2 separate regions of the Homo sapiens genome follow, and region 1 is linked to region 2. Evidence: read pairs that join two places in POLR2A ChIA-PET (ENCODE). Cell type or tissue: MCF 10A. All regions are shown on one strand. Each heading gives the region's core, and the rest is flanking DNA. Links, peaks and the distances in the headings are about the cores only. Region 1 overlaps TAB2 (TGF-beta activated kinase 1 (MAP3K7) binding protein 2). Region 2 overlaps ZC3H12D (zinc finger CCCH-type containing 12D).

What was found. Peaks named below come from ENCODE experiments on the same cell type or tissue, not always from the same donor. Only the 100,000 strongest peaks of a DNase experiment are listed, where the experiment ranks them.
Region 1: POLR2A ChIA-PET joins it to region 2 with 7 read pairs; 5 of 35 experiments call an interaction of 5 or more read pairs at or near these places.

The regions. Positions count from the first base shown.
Region 1 is chr6:149,322,883-149,327,882 of GRCh38, forward strand. All of the region lies in intron 1 of TAB2 (TGF-beta activated kinase 1 (MAP3K7) binding protein 2), which reads left to right. Among named protein-coding and RNA genes, the nearest start is that of TAB2, 7.7 kb to the left of the region's middle. RefSeq lists a silencer at 1,177-1,377. In MCF 10A, for the core only: no CTCF peak of the experiment used is centred there; no DNase peak of the experiment used is centred there.
Region 2 is chr6:149,449,650-149,460,206 of GRCh38, forward strand. It overlaps ZC3H12D (zinc finger CCCH-type containing 12D), which reads right to left. Exons shown (of 6, transcript NM_207360.3): 4 at 7,017-7,251; 5 at 2,967-3,073; 6 at 1-1,830. The coding sequence ends at 1,034. Among named protein-coding and RNA genes, the nearest start is that of ZC3H12D, 30 kb to the right of the region's middle. RefSeq lists enhancers at 1,518-2,069, 2,070-2,621. In MCF 10A, for the core only: no CTCF peak of the experiment used is centred there; a DNase peak (open chromatin) is centred at 5,022.

The DNA.
Region 1 (5,000 bases), core at 1-5,000, 130 kb before region 2:
ATAACTCAAATTGTGAATGGGATTTTTGAGGGAAGAGTGGAATAACCATGCAAGTTGCAATACTTATTTTCATTTTTAGACTGGAAGATCACGAAACAGCACCTCAAGTGCAGAACATGTCTTCCTTTCAGTCTTTACTTCACATTATTTTCAGTGGTTGGCCTGTAGTTAAGAGCTCAAGAAATACTGTGTGTTAAATGTTGAATAGTTCTTAATGATCATTTTTCTGTAAATTACAGCTCTTTTTGTAGTAAACTCCTGAGTCTGAAAGGTGACTGCACTGGAATCTCTACTTTTAATTTTAAGCACTGAATAAGATATCATTATGCAAAGTCTCTTAAATGCTATTTTGTGAATCTAGCCAAAAGTTCAAAAAATATTCTAGAAATTGAGAGGAAGAAATCAATTATTTGTAGCTAGATTAGTCTTCATTAACCTATTTCTATGATGTTATTGGCATCAAAGTGAAAAAGTAATATAGCAGTTTTTAAAAGAGTAGAAGAAAATTTATGAATAATTATTTGCTCTTAACTGTTAAAGAACAAGTTTACCTTATCTTTTTAAGATAATTTCAATGAAAGTGTAGATTTGTCCTGGTTTTATGGATTAAATAGCTTGGTCGTTTACTTACATTTCTGTGATACAGGAAATACTGGTGTTTTCACTGAAAAGTGAAAACGTCCCACCAGCATCCCACCTCCCATCTTCACAGTATTTTAAGCATTCTTCAGATGCCTAAATCTTAGTACCAGTCAACTCTTTCCTGTTCTGCTGTAAGTTATCCTCTACCTAAAGAATAATAATTTTAGCTTTCCCCAAACTTAAGACTTCTGTCAGGTTATGAGGCTTTCAGTCATTTACCCAAAATATTTCTTGGATTTTTAAAAAGTTCTCCACAAAGCATGTATCGTGTGCTTTATATTCAAATATGAACAAATAGGATGAAAAGTATTTCATTTTAGTATTTGATGTGCCACAGTACTACTTTAGAAATGAGATAGGAATACATACAACTGAATATTTTATACTCTTGTAATTTTTTTTCTTTGCTTTTTTTGAACAATAACTGTCTACTACAGGACAGAAATAATTCCTACAAGGTGTCAGTTTGAGTGGCTTCAGAAAGGAAGTCTGATTTACCTACAAACAAGTACAAGAGACAAGAGCAGTATAAGAATTTGTAGTATTTTAATTGCCTTGTTAAAAGAAAATGGAATTCTTGTTTCACTTAAGAAGAAAAACAAAAACCGGCCTAGTACCAGTGCTCCTAGTACAAGTCACAGAAGCCAGATAATAAAGTAGAGGTTGGAAAGGTCCTGCAGAGAGAGAGAGAGAGAAGCAGCAAGAGTATAGGAATGGGGATTTTAGCAGAGATTTTGGTAGAAATGTGTGAATGCCGATTGTTAATAATAGACTTGTTTAAAATAATCCATTAAAATGTGTAGGAAAGAGTAATTTTTGATCTATAAATTTTTATTCACCAGTTTATTAACCATCATCTGAATCATTAAATAATATTATTAATATTATTTTGAATTTTAGCTTAAAGTTTTACTCTCACATTGATATTAAGGAAAATTATTTTTGACCTTTAATATCTTAATGTTTACCTTTTTTAATGTTAGCAAAATTGAGCACATCACAAGTTTGCTTCCTGTCAGTTTGCCAGTGAAGCAGGCCAGAGATATTGCTTGGCTCATCAGTATAGAGCCAGTGGCAGGGCAGTTCAGGGGAGTGACTTTCCATTCCTCATCAATGAGAGAAAAATACTTGCTAATGCAGATGAAAACTTGAACTCAGCAACTTGACCTTGCAGAACATTGTCCTCAGGCCAAGCAACTTTTGTTTAGTCAGAGAAATCAACAAAAGCAGTAATTCTGATATGAACTGGGGCCATAGGGGTAGAAGAGACTTTACCTGGTTTTAAACTGTGGAAAATATTACTTTTTTTTTTTTTTTTTTGGAGTGCAGTGACACAATCATAGCTCGCTGCAATCTCAAACTCCTGGGCACAAGCCTTTCTCCCACCTCAGCCTCCTGAATAGCTGGGACTACAAGTGTGCGCAACTACATCCAGCTGATTTCTAAAAATTTTTTATAGAGACAGGATCTCCCTTTGTTGCCCAGGCTAGGAAAATACTGCTTTTGGTTTTTAGTTGATCTCTTTGTTAATTTTTCAGCTTCTCAGCCCCCACCTCTTTAACTAAATATCTTAATTTTACCGTGTTGGGAGTCAATGAAGTATAATAAAAGTTCTGGGCTTTAAAACCAGATGAGCCCAAGTTCAAACCTGAGTTCTGTTGCTGACTATAGCTATGTGATTTTAGACATCATTCACACACTCTGAGCCAAGGAGTTTTCTTCAGAAAAATGGATATAGTAATACCTACCTTACATAGAACAGGTGAATTCTTGTTCTAGTTACATTAGGATATGTAGCTTAAGTAATTGGAAGTAATTTTACATTTGGAATTTTGCTTCGTTAGGTTTTTTCTTCAAGGTATCTGTCCACTTCATTTTTCCTCAACAAATAGAATGAAAAAAGAATTTCTGTACTTTTTAATTTACTGTAACTCCTTAGACCAAGATGAAACAAACAAAACATCATCATTATTTTTTTAACTACAAAATAAACATACGGATTGTTAATTCTTTGTATTTTTCTTGCCTGTTCCTGTGGGAAAAGCTGCATTTTCAATTTGAAATTAGTCCACAAATCTATAATATAGTTCTTCTTTAGGAAAAGCATTAGAAAATTGGCATGGATAAGATTTTGAAAACACCTCAAATATGAGGTTTAATATAATACTACAAAACTTGTGCCACTTTATCTGTGTAAAATGATCTTTATACTTTTCTGTTATGTTTATGTTTTAAGACAGTGTCTCGCTATGTTGCCCAGGCTGGAATGCAGTGGCACAACCACAGCTCACTGAAGTCTTGACCTCCCAGGCTCAAGTGATCCTCCCACCTCAGCCTTCCAAGTAGCTGGGATTACAGATGCGTACCACAACGCTCAGCTTACTTTTTATTTTTTGTAGAGAAGGGTTCTTCCTATTTTGCTTAGGCTGGTCTTGAGCAGCTAGGTTCAAGGAATCATCTTGCCTTGGCCTCCCACCTAAGTGTTGGGATTATAGGTGTGAGCTACCACACCCAGCCTGTTTTAACAGCAGCTATAGCAATGGTTTTATATTTTGTTAATAAGTTATCTGTATTGCTATAGTACCAAGAAGAGTAAACAAATTGTATTATTATGTTAAAATATTGGTTATACAAATAGCATTCAATACTAATTATTACAGCAAAATAGTCTACAACAGTTACACTGGTTTACTCAGTAGATTAAGACAAAAATTTTTAGCCTGGGTGACAAAGCAAGACCCCATCTCAAAAAAAAAAAAAAAAAAAGACAGTTTAAAAAAGTCATTGCATTTTATTAAGTTCATAGGCTTAGCACATTCTGTAGTGTATATACATGAAATCTCTTAGCCTAGAGGTAATAAATATGCTTTAATCTTACACGTGTGCAGTTTTTATGCAATCTGTAAAATAAAACCAGAAGCACAAATAGGAGATTGAACCATTAATCATTGGATAAATGACATGTTATCATGGCAGAAAGAATTATAAGGTACATGTTGGTCTTTTCAGCCTTGTGTTTTTGTTATTATTTTTTTTTTTTTGAGACGGGGTCTTGCTCTTTTGTCCAGGCTAGAGTGCAATGTTGCAATCTCAGCTCACTGCAACCTTTGCCTCCTGGGTTCAAGCAATTCTCCTGCCTCAGCGTCCTGAGTAGCTGGGATTACAGGCGCCCACCACCCTGCCTGGCTAATTTTTGTATTTTTAGTAAAGACAGGGTTTCACCATGTTGGCCAGGCTGGTCTCGAACTCCTGACCTCAGGTGATCCACCCATCCTCAGCCTTGCTTTTTTAAGCGGTTTTTAGCTTTTGCTGTTGGAAAAGTCAACATGTAGAGTGAAGTATTATGCACAGAAATTTGATTTTTGTTTTGATCAAATGCCATTATTTAGAAAACCTAACATTTTCACATCCTTTTGGATAGGTCACTTAATATCAGTAATAATTAGGTCAGCAAATTAATTTTGCTTTTTTGTAGTTTGCAAGAGTTTATCTTATGTTCAGCAAAGCTAATAATTGCATAAAAATTTAAGTGGGAGAAACTGGCCTTTAAATATTAATATTCAGATCTGTGGTACAAAGCCTATTATACAGATATTTGCTTCCACATTCTTGATATCCTATGGACTATTTTGTCTTTTACACTTTTCTTTTATACTAGCATTTCCTGATTGTAGGTTTCTATTAGGGTTGTCATCATTATAAAATATAGGCAAGATGGTCGTTTTTTAAAAATTTAAGACAGATTAAATGTTCCATTTAATTACTGAGCACAAATTATGTCATAGTTGCCTGGTTAATTTTATTGATTTATTATTTATTTGTTTAGAAATGGGGGTTTCGTTATGTTGCCTAGGCTGGTCTCGATTTCTAGGCCCAAGCCATCCTCTTGCCTCAGCTTCCCAAGTAGCTAGGACTACGTATGGCATGCCACTGAGCCTGGCAACTTGGTTAATTTTTAAAAGGCAATTAGTGACCTGATAAACATGAGCGTCTGCTGTTCAGAAGTTAAGCAGCTGTATGTTGCAGATGTATGTAGGTGTCACAGTTAAGTAGTTACTAGAATTGTGAGAAAATGTGCTCAAGGAACCATCCAAGGGATCCGTGTCAAATAAAAGTTGCTAGAAATACAGATATTTTATAATTTGCATTGAGAGTGACTTACTGTTTACCCCATGATTAGCATGTACCTGAATTGTACTTGACTAAAGTACTGCTTGCCAACTCTTAGGATGATTTTATAGGAAATGGAAAAATAAGCACATGGAAATGGGGATTTCAGAAGAAAATTCCCACTTCCACATATGGCGATTCTGCTTTTTTGCATATAAAAGTGCATTGACACGTGTTGAATGCCCTTT
Region 2 (10,557 bases), core at 2,757-7,756:
GCTGGTCTCGAACTCCTGACCTCAAGTGATCTGCCTGCCTCAGCCTTCCAAAGTGCTGGGATTACAGGCATGAGCCACCATGCCGGGCCGAGACTCTGTCTGTTTAAAAAAAGAAGAAGAAGAAGAAGTAAAAGAAGGCAGCTCAGCTGGTACAGTAGAAAGCCTATTCTGGAAACTGCCATGATGGATGGCTAATAAAATATTGGAGATACTTAACCCTTAGCCAAACAGTATGTGTCTGTGTGGTGTGTGTGAGTATGTACATGTATGATAGACTGTGTGTGTGTGTGTGTGTGTGTGTGTGTGTTTGTGTGGTGGGGGTATGTGTGTGAAGGCCCCAGAAGGTGGCCCTGGGACAAAGCGCTCCTACCACTTGTCCCCAGCATAGGACAGCCACACAATTCAGAGCACAGGAGAGCCCACACCTGGAGGCTGGGCTGCCCTTGCGGGTGGGGTTAGCAATAGCTAACATGAAAACTTCCAGATAGCAAACCTCCCCTGGCCACCTGACTACATATTTCAAACATTACCTGAAGCAATGAAATTCAAGAGCATTCATAGTCTTTTTTAAACTTCTGACTACGACCCACATTGAGGTTAGTTACATGGCTGCCAAGGGGGTGGGGACACAGGATAGGTAACAAGAGTTCAGACTCAGCCTGATGGCACAGGGTGCGCTTTGCCCTGTCCCAGTCCACTGTGTTTGTGGTGGTGACCCACTAAATTGATTTTGTGACCCACTTGTGGGTTCTACTGCAGCTTGGACCCGCAGTCTCCGTGCACATGGAAAATCATTCCCTCCACGGAAGTGGGTGGACCTCCCCGCAGCAGGCCCCGGCCTCAGTGAGGATCACCAAGTGCCACCAGGCCCCCACAACCCCGCTCAGGAGGAGGAAGCAGGCTTCCCTGACCATCTTTAAAGAAAAGGGGGCACCATGATGGGCCCACTCAGGTCCAGGCTGGCAACCACAGGTCCACCCGTCCAAGACGCAAGGCGAGGCTGGGCCATTCCCTGCAAGTGCGTGTTGGTCCCTTAGGGCTTGCCCAGGGGCGCCCCCGCGCTCTGGCATCTCTGTACCAGGAGGATGAGCCTGGCGAGGTCTGAGAGCTCCGGGAACGCGGCCATCACGCGGTCCACCTGGTCACGCGGGAAGACGCTGTAGAGCGCGATGCGAGCCCGGGCGCGCGCGTCCCCCTCGTCGTCCTCGGTCGCGTACACTGAAAGTCCCCCAGTGGCGCCGTCGCCCCAGGCCGGCTCCGCCCAGACGGAGCGCCCAGGGAAGCGGTCGGAGCGGGGTGGACGGGCCCACGGGTCGTCGGGTGGCCTGCGCGGGGAAAGCAAGTCGCCGTGCAGGTCCCTAGGGCGGTGTTCGCCCCGCGGCTGGAGCTGCAGGCCGGGCGGAGGCGGGAGGTCGCCCGGGGAGAACTGGCTCTCCGGGCTAGGGAGGCTGAGCGGGCCTGGCACCCGGCCGCCCGCGGACACCCAGTCGGGCCCGCCCAGTCGGGGCGTGAGGCTGCAGGCGGGGACCGGGAGAGGCGGCCCCAGGGGCCCCAGGTCGTCGCTGAAGGCCAGCCGAGAGAAGCTCCCTCGCAGGGCGGCCAGGTCCGGGGACCCCCGCGCCGGCGGGAGGCTGTGCGCAAATGGTTCCCGGGGGGCCGCCCGGGCTCCTGCGGAGCCGCCCGGGGCTCTCGGTGGCCGCTGCTCCTCGGCGCCCGCGCCAGGCCGGGCCCCTGTCTTGGCGCGGAGCTCGTCGGCCACCGCCAGTTGCGCGTGGTGCGGCCTCTCCGGGTGGTAGAACTTGCACTTGATGCCATAGGTGCATTTCTTGCCTGAAAGGGGCGGGGGCAGAGAGGGCGCGACGTGAGGCCCGGGGGCGCGGAGGGGCGGTGGTTCCTGGTGCATCCGGGGAGTGCCGGCCCGCGGCCTCTCCGTGGAGATTCCTCCAAGCAGGCCCCCAGGCCGCCGCGGACTCCTCAGACTCAGCGCCCTGGAAACGCCTCAAGATCTGGGCGCGGGGCCGAGGTGGGGAGAAGTGCCCGGGAGGCGCGGGCGGCCTGGGTGAGGGGGCGCTGAGCACACTCATCCCAGGGTATGCAGAGGAGTGTCGTTCCCAGGTCCCTTTGACCAGGGACTAAGACCAAATCTCTGGATTCAAAGACTTTCAGCCTCCAATTGCCCAGGGACCCTGTGGATAGGGCCAGGCTTAGGGAGCGGGCGGTAGGGAGTGGGTGCTCGGGGCAGAGGACTGCGCCTGCAGTGCCGCCTCAGTTCCCACCGTTCTCCGTGTTCGCTGTGCTAACGCTTGCCCTCACCCTGCACGCTGTTCTAACAGAGTCGTGAACAAATGGTCAAGTGTTACTATCCAAACCCAAGGCTTCTGAGAGTGAAAGGGGGAAGGAGGAGTCAGCCTGAATGTATGTATGGTCACCTAATTCTAACAAGAAATGATTGACTGTCACCCAAGTCTTTACTGAACTTGGAAACATCAAATAACTTGACGAAGCAAGTCAGTGAAAGAGCTGGCTAGAAGGCTGGCATCCCCCAGGGTGCTGGGATAAAATTCTTAACTCTTCATGGATAGCAGTGACCAAAGTCCATAGGGTGGAGGGGTGGAGAGCAGGGTAGGGTGAGGACAGAAGCTGCCAGGGGCCAGGTGAAGGGACTGAGACCCGCAGCTGGGTTTGTGTCCAGGCTCCCGGCTTCTCAGACACAGCTTTGCTGTGTGCATGACCCCTGCATCCGACCCTGGCATGGGATCCTGGCTCCCATGAAATCACCGGCCAGGATGTCAGTTCTACAATAACCCTGTCAGGAAAGTTAACTCTCCAGGTAGCACAGCTGGAGGGCAGAACTTGGGCAAGAGCCCAGGCCGCTGAGCACCAGGCCAGCGCTTTTTGACTGTGCTCCTGTACTGCCCCCACACAAGGCCCTGAACAGGGCCTGCGAAGCACTGGGCCCTACCCACCATAAGGACAATGCTGCCAGGATGGCTCTGGGGGCTTCGGCTTCCTGCTCAGGAAGTTGCTCAGGGAGGGTCCATGGCGGCCCAGGGGGTCATCAGGCGGCATGAACCTGGAAAATAAGCACAGGGGCAACTGCAAGACCACCTGGGATTTGCCACCAGCACCTGTACAAAGGGAGCAGGCCCAAGTTCCCCAAGAACACCAGGAAGCATTCGGCCCCGGGCCCACCATCACCCAGCAGGATGTCACAGCATCTTAAAGCAAAACCTTCCCTTCACACTGAACCCCATGCAGAGCACACAGCACAGCTCTGGCCCTCTTTGGGTGTTTCTCCTGTTGTGGTTCAAGCCAGCAGTGTCAGAATCACCTAGCAACTTAAAAATGCAGTCATCTGAGTGCAGTGGTTCACATGGGTAATCCCAACACTTTGGGAAGCTGAGGCAGAAAGATCCCTTGAGCTCAGGAGTTCAAGACCAGCCTGGACAACATAGTGAAACCTTGTCTCTACAGAAAGCAAAAAAAAAAAAAAAAAAGAAAATTAGCCAGATGTGGTGGTGAATGCCTTTAGTCCCAGCTACTCGGGAGGCTGAGATGGGAGGATGGCTGAGCCTGGGAGATGGAGGCTGCAGTGAGTCATGATTGTGCCACTGCACTCCAGCCCCGGTAACAGAGTGAGATCCTGGCTAAAAAAAAAAAAAATGACAGCCTCCGAGCTTCGCGCAAGACCTGCTTCATCAGAATCTGAAGTTGTTCAGGAATCTGCACAACTGGGAGATTGAGGTGGGCAGATTGCCTGAGCTCAGGAGTTCACAACCAACCTGGGCAACACGGTGAAACCTCATCTCTACTAAAAAATACACAAAAATTAGCTGGGCATGGTGGCGGGCACCTGTAGTCCCAGCTACTGGGGAGGCTGAGGCAGGAGAATTGCTTGAACCCGGGAGGCGAAGGTTGCAGTGAGCCGAGATCATGCTACTGCACTCCATCCTGGATGACAGAGTGAGACTCCTTCTCCAAAAAAAAAGAACTTCCCAGGTGATTTTTATCCAGGAAAATGAAAGTATAATTGCTCTAAGGGCTCCTCTGGCTTCCCACTGTCCTCAACAAAAGGTTAGAAACCTCTATGAGGTTAACAGCTCCAGAAAAGCCAGGAGTGGTGTCATACCCCTGTAGTTCCAGCTACTAGAAAAGCTGAGGAAGGAGGATCCCTGGAGTCCAGGAGTCCAGCCTGGGCAACAGAGCTAGACTCTATCATCTCTAAATAAACAAACAAACAAAAAACAGTTCCAGAAGGTTTCAGAGTTGTATGAGCTCCTTGAGGCTTAGGTCCCATTTCTCCTGTGTTTCACCCCGTGCCAAACACAGCTCTGGGCTGTGAACCTCCAGGCGAAGAGATTCAATAGGAACAGGGAGTTTGAATCAGTGAGGAAGTGGATCCCAGGTGCTGCCTGCACATACAGCCACCTCGCAGACTTAACCTCCTCCTCTGCGCACCCTGGGGGCACAGGGTCTGGTCTTAGTTTCCTTGGCTGCCCTGCCCCTGATCTGCCCTTCTCTCCTCCCTGGCATGGAGCCCTAATGAGGAAGGGAATGCATGCTCAGAGTTCAACAGGGAAAACCCAATTCCTCAGAAGGAAAACGCCCCTCGCTGAGTGAGGTCCACTTTTTACATAAATACTTTTGTTCCCAAGGCCACTTCCAGGTCATACAAAGGTTCTGTAGAGAGGTTGGGATTGTAAATCAAGGAGAAGATGTTTTATGGGTTGCTGTCCCCCTAAGAATCCAGAGTCATGCTGAAGTCCCACTCTGCAGAGAGCTGGGTGATCCCCGGCCCTGTGTGGCCTCCATAGCTCAGCTCCCAGCTGCACAGCCGGCTTCTCAGAATTGGGCCTTGACCAAGAATCTGGGGAACCGCCCACTGTGGTTATTAAACGTTCCCAAAGACTTCCTCTCCTGCTCTCTCAGGAGCAGGAGCTGTGCCAAGAGGGCCCTGTGGACGTGCCCGGGGCACCAGGGCAGGCGCCCTCGCTCACAAGCGGGCGGCAGGTCCTGCCTCCTGGCAGGCCCTTAACGGAGGCCAGTGCGTCAAAAGGACTTGGCTCCCGCCCCAGGCTGTCATCAGGCCAGAGATGGCCATGTCCCTGAGAGCTCAGTGAGGATTTCTGGAGCCCATAGTTACCAGACTAGCCAGATTCCTCCAGGCTACAGACGGACAGTGAGAGCCGCTGGCCTTTTGTAGCTGGAAATGACAATGGGGGCTCCTGCAGGGCGCTGCTGCCATGCCTCTGGCCCTCCACCTCCACGGCTGCAGGGGCAGTTGGCCTTGGGGACCACAGTACCCCCTGCTGCACCATGTCCTGGGAATAGCTGCTACCACTTCTGGGGCACAATTCTCTCTAGTCCTCACAATGATCTCAGAGGTGACATTATTAATCCCTTTTCAAGGTGAAGAACATTCAGCTCAGAGAGGTTGAGTGGTTCCCCCTTGACTCCCAGCCAGTAAGTGGCAGGGCCTCAGATGGAAACCTCACCTGCCCTCTCCAAAGCCCCAGCCCTTTCTCAAACACCACACTGTGTCCCTGGGTCCAGAGTCAGCAGCTGCTCAGCCGTGTGCAAGCAGCCTAAGCCCAGACCTCTTTCCCCATCGACCCTTCCCCAGCCATAGCCATTCACTCGGTCATTCCTTTACAACTAGTTACTGCACCCCTGTGGGCCAGGCGTGCTGGAGACACCGCACGTAAGACAGATACAGTCCCGGCCCTCACAGAGCTGAGGAGTTTGTCTAAAACCACGTTCCAAAAAGTCAGTCAGAGAGCCCAGAATGAGGGCCAAGCTAACACTGCCTGGAACAGAAATGGAAATGGGAGCAACAGCCCAGCTGGCTGTGCTCTGTCACACGCTGCTCGGGTCTCCAGACCCTCATCCACCTTGCCAGTGTCTGCCCTCACCATTAGCTGAGTGGTTTGTGCCTGTGGCCCTGTGTCCCTCTCTGCCTCCAGCCATAGCCGGTTGGTCTGGGATGAACTGACCCAAGAGGCCTATTTCAGGGCTACATGAACCAGCCAGGTTCTCTTGAACATTTCAACCCAGAGTCAGGGCCAGGCAGGGGGAGATATTTACAGCCCAGAAGAAAAGATTCTGGGCTGGGCTCAGTGGCTGACACCTAAAATCTCAACACTTTGGGAGGCTGAGGCAGGAGGATCGCTTGAGCCCAGGTGTTCAAGGCTGCAGTGAGCTGTGATCATGCCACTGCACTCCAACCTGGGCAATAGAGCAAGACCCTGTCAAAGAAAAAAAAAAATCTGTTGCCTACTCCCATATGTAATTCAAAATTTTGATTTAAAAAAAAAAAAAAGACAGCCAGGCACGGTGGCTCAAGCCTGTAATCCCAGCACTTTGGGAAGCCGAGGTGGACAGATCACAAGGTCAGGAGATCGAGACCATCTGGCTAACATGGTGAAACTCCATCTCTACTAAAAATACAAAAAATTAGCCAGGCATGGTGGTGCGTGCCTATAATCTCAGCTACTCGGGAGGCTGAGGCAGGAGAATTGCTTGAACCTGGGAGGCAGAGTTTGCAGTGAGCCAAGATTGAGCCACTGCACTCCAGCCTGGGTGACAGAGCAAGACTCCATCTCAAAAAATAAAATAAAATAAAATAAAATAAAATAAGACAAAAACCTGAAATAAGTGAAAAGCAATACAACAAAGTACAGATCTTTTCCATGATGACTATTTCAATATTCTGAAGTATGCAATTCTGTTTTTTTAAGTTAGTGGTGCCCTAAACACATGCTTGCATGCTTGGCCCACCTCTTGGGCTTCTCTGTGGTGTGTCAGATGTGGCCCTGGGAACAGCAAGGTCAGAGCAAAGCAGCCCACCTATTGGGGACGTGCCCGCCGAGAATGCGGACCTGGGGGAGCTCTGTCTGAGGGGCTGGGTGACCGGGTGACCCCAAGCTCCTCCACCTGGTAGCAGGCGTGGCCACTGCCTCGACCCCGGCCCCCCGCCCCGCCGCCCCCCAGGGTGTCAGGACCCCAGCCGGACCTACCGGTCGTTGACGAAGGAGAACATGAGCAGCCTCTGCTCGATGAACCACTTCCACTCGGGGTTCTCGCTCTGCAGGTCCCGGTAGTTGTCGTTGGAGACGATGACGCCGTCCTGCTCGTAGGCCACCTTCACGATGTAGCGGTCGTCGTAGCAGACCAGGCGCTTGCCGTGCACCTTGCGGGACGGCGTGTACACCAGCACCGCCTGCCGCTCCAGCTCCGCCAGCACGTGCTGCTCTGAGGGCGGGGCGACGGAGACGCGGGTGAGGGCCCAAGGGCACCGCCCCTGAGAACCACCCCCAACGCGAGGCCACCCGCTTCCCGGGCCGGTCAGATGAGGTTTTGAGGGGAGCGGGGAAAAAACACCAGTTTTTGCCGCCATAGCGTTCGCTCCTTTCACTCAATTTCACTGAATTTGCCTGAAGCCCCAGGTCAAGCAGGCAGGCGCGTGGCTTCCGTCCTGCCCACATCATGACAGGAGTCCAGAAAGCGATACTCTACAAGGGAGAGTCACTTCAGAAGGAAGGGTTCAGCCACAGCCCTTGTCCTTTTGAGGGTTCCATGCCACAATGCCCCTATCGCAGCAGGCACAGGGGCCTCCTGGAGAAAGACATTCCTGTATTAACCCGGACCTTGATGATGCCTTCAGCATGACGGGGAGCCTGGCATTCACCTGGAAAGCCCTGCATGGGCCCCTAGCTGGGAGCCAGAGGTCCATCTTCTCCCACCATCCAGGAACCTGCCTGGGACACCTTTGGGATGGAGCACCCCATCACTGACAGATACAGGGACTCAAGAACATCATAGAAAGCATCCAGGACTAGGAATCCAGCCTGGAGTCTGGGCCGGGCTCCAGTTCCTGGGTACTTCACCCCGGTTGAATGTCCATCCAGTTTTATATTTATAAAATGAAGATAGCAACGCCTCCTCTTCCTGTCTCAGAGTGTCTGTGAGTGGACTGAGCTCAAGTGAGTGCGAGTTCTTGCAAAAACTAGTCAAGAGGTAAACATGCACCAGATGGTACAAACATTACAAGGCCTTTCTTATCAGAGGCTAAAATCTGCATCCCAGGAGGGTCAGCTGTTTGATCTGGATTTTGCCTTTGGAGACATGCAGGAAAAAAAAAATCCGTTTGACACATAATAATTACTCAGGTCCCTCAAGTTTAAGTCCTTTCCCATATGACACTGTTGGCTGATTTTTAAAACGTGCATAATGCAGCTATGGTACAAAGAACAAAAATAAAGACGCCACATATCTAGCACCTCCTTTGAGAAATAGGAGGTGGCTCATGTTTGGAAGTCCCCTCTGCCCCCTCAGTCTGCGATCCTCTCCATTCCCCTTAAGCCCTTAGGACAACCCTAGTTTTAGAACTCCGTGTTTATGATTTCCTTGCTTTTATTTTTAAAAATGCAGATTATGAGAATCATTTTCTTTCTTTCTTTTTCTTTTTTTTTTTCGTTTCTTTTTTTTTTTTTTTTTTTTTTTTTGAGACAAGATCTCACTGTGTCACCCAGGCTGGAGTGCAGTAGCACAATCATGGCTCACTGCTGCTTCTACCCTCAAGGCTCAGGTGATCCTCTTACCTCAGCCTTCCGTGCAGCTAGGACTACAGGCATGCACCACCACGCTCAGCTAATTTTTTTATTTTTTGTAAAGATGGGAATTCGCCATGTTGCCCAAGCTGGTCTCAAACTTCTAGACTCAAGCATCCACCCACCTCAACCTCCCAAAGTGCTGGGATTACAGGCGTGAGTCACCATGCCCCACTGAGGATCATTTTCAGTGTGGTTACACATCAGACTTGACACAAATGGAATCATACTATACATATACTTAAGCAGCTTGTCTTTTTCGTTCATCATTGTGTTTGCGAGGTTTGGTTGTGCCATATGTTCATCACTATTAGTCCTGCATCTAAGTCCCCGGCACAGAAGAGGCAAGGACCTCTTCAGGGTATATCTCCAAGAGTGAATATGGCTGAGCTGTATGGAAGGCACTTTACAAGGTAATGCCAAATTGTTTTCCAGAGTGGCGATGCCAAGTTACATACCCAACACAGCACATAAGACAACCTTGCCGATACTTGGCATTTTCAGGCTTTTGGATGTTTGCCAATCTGGTGGGCACAAAATGGCCTCCTATTGTGGTTTTATTTTGCATTTCTCTGGTTGCTAATGAGATTGAGCATCTTTTCATATGTTTGTATGTTTATATGGCCATATATGTTTTCTTTTCTGTAAACAGCTTATTCATGCTTTAGCCCATCTTTCTGTTGATTCATTGTCTTTGTCTCTTTGATTTGGAGAAGTTCTCTCAAGATCTAGGCAGTAATCCTTCATCAGTAATGTGTGATGTGTAACCCGCCCCCACACCCTCACCCCAGTTTGAGACTTGTCTTTCCACTTTTTTGTTTTTGTGGTATCTGTTAATGAATAAAAGCTTTTATTTTAGTATAGTCAAATGTATTCATCTTTCTTCATAAGTTTGCACTTGTTGTGGCTTATTTAAAAATTCCTTCCCTATCCCAAAGTAATTTCTCTACTTTTCCCACATTATATTTAAGTATTACACTACTGTTGAAATTCACCATTCTTCACATTCAGACCATAAAGAATAATTCAGGACAACCAGTTCATGACAGGGAACTGAACACAAGTATTTATATTCCCTCTTTCTCATAGTTCCAATGTAATGAAAGGTGGGGGGAGATCTATAATCATGTTAAAAGTAGGTTTGGGGACAGCAGCAAACCCAGGATTTTGACATACTTTGGGAAGACAGAAAGCAGAGAGGATTGTATTGATTGTGCAGCATGGAGGGAACCACAGCCCAGAATATGCGCAGAAGGCTGGAGTGGAGGTGGGAGCCATTGCCCTGCAGTCTTGGAGCACTTCTGGTGGTGGAGATGGAGTGGAAGTCGGGCAAAATCGGGATGACTAACAGGTGAGCTGAGCTACTCCCTGGCAGCTGCTCCCAGGAGAATGGACCTCCACTCATTTCCCATCCCTATCCCTATAAAGAAAGTGAAGCTACAACTAGGAAGGAAGAAGCCTCCCATTGTGGCTGTTGACCTCCTAGAATAAAACCATCATCATTCTGCCATTGGAATAAGTGGTGGGCAGAGGCGCCAGGCTGCCTGCCTGCTCCATGCCAGGTATACTAAAGTGAAAACTGCCAGTCAACACAAATGGTCCACACTGCCATTCAGGGAGAAGTTTTCATACTAGGAGAGAAAACCCATGGCAACTGCGCAGATATAGTCATGCACTGCATAACAATGATTCAGACCACGTGTGTGACAGTGGTCCCATAAGACTATAACAGAGTTGAAAAATTCCTATCATCATAGCCATCCTGACCTTGTAGTGTGACGTGTGACTCATGTGCCTGAGGTGATGCTGGTGGAAACACTCTTCTGTGCTGCCAGTTGTGTAAAAGTCTAGCACGTACAATTATGTACAGCACATAACACTTGATCATAATAATAAAGAGCTTTGCAGCTGCTCTCTTCTCACAGGTGAGCATCCCTAATCCAAAAAT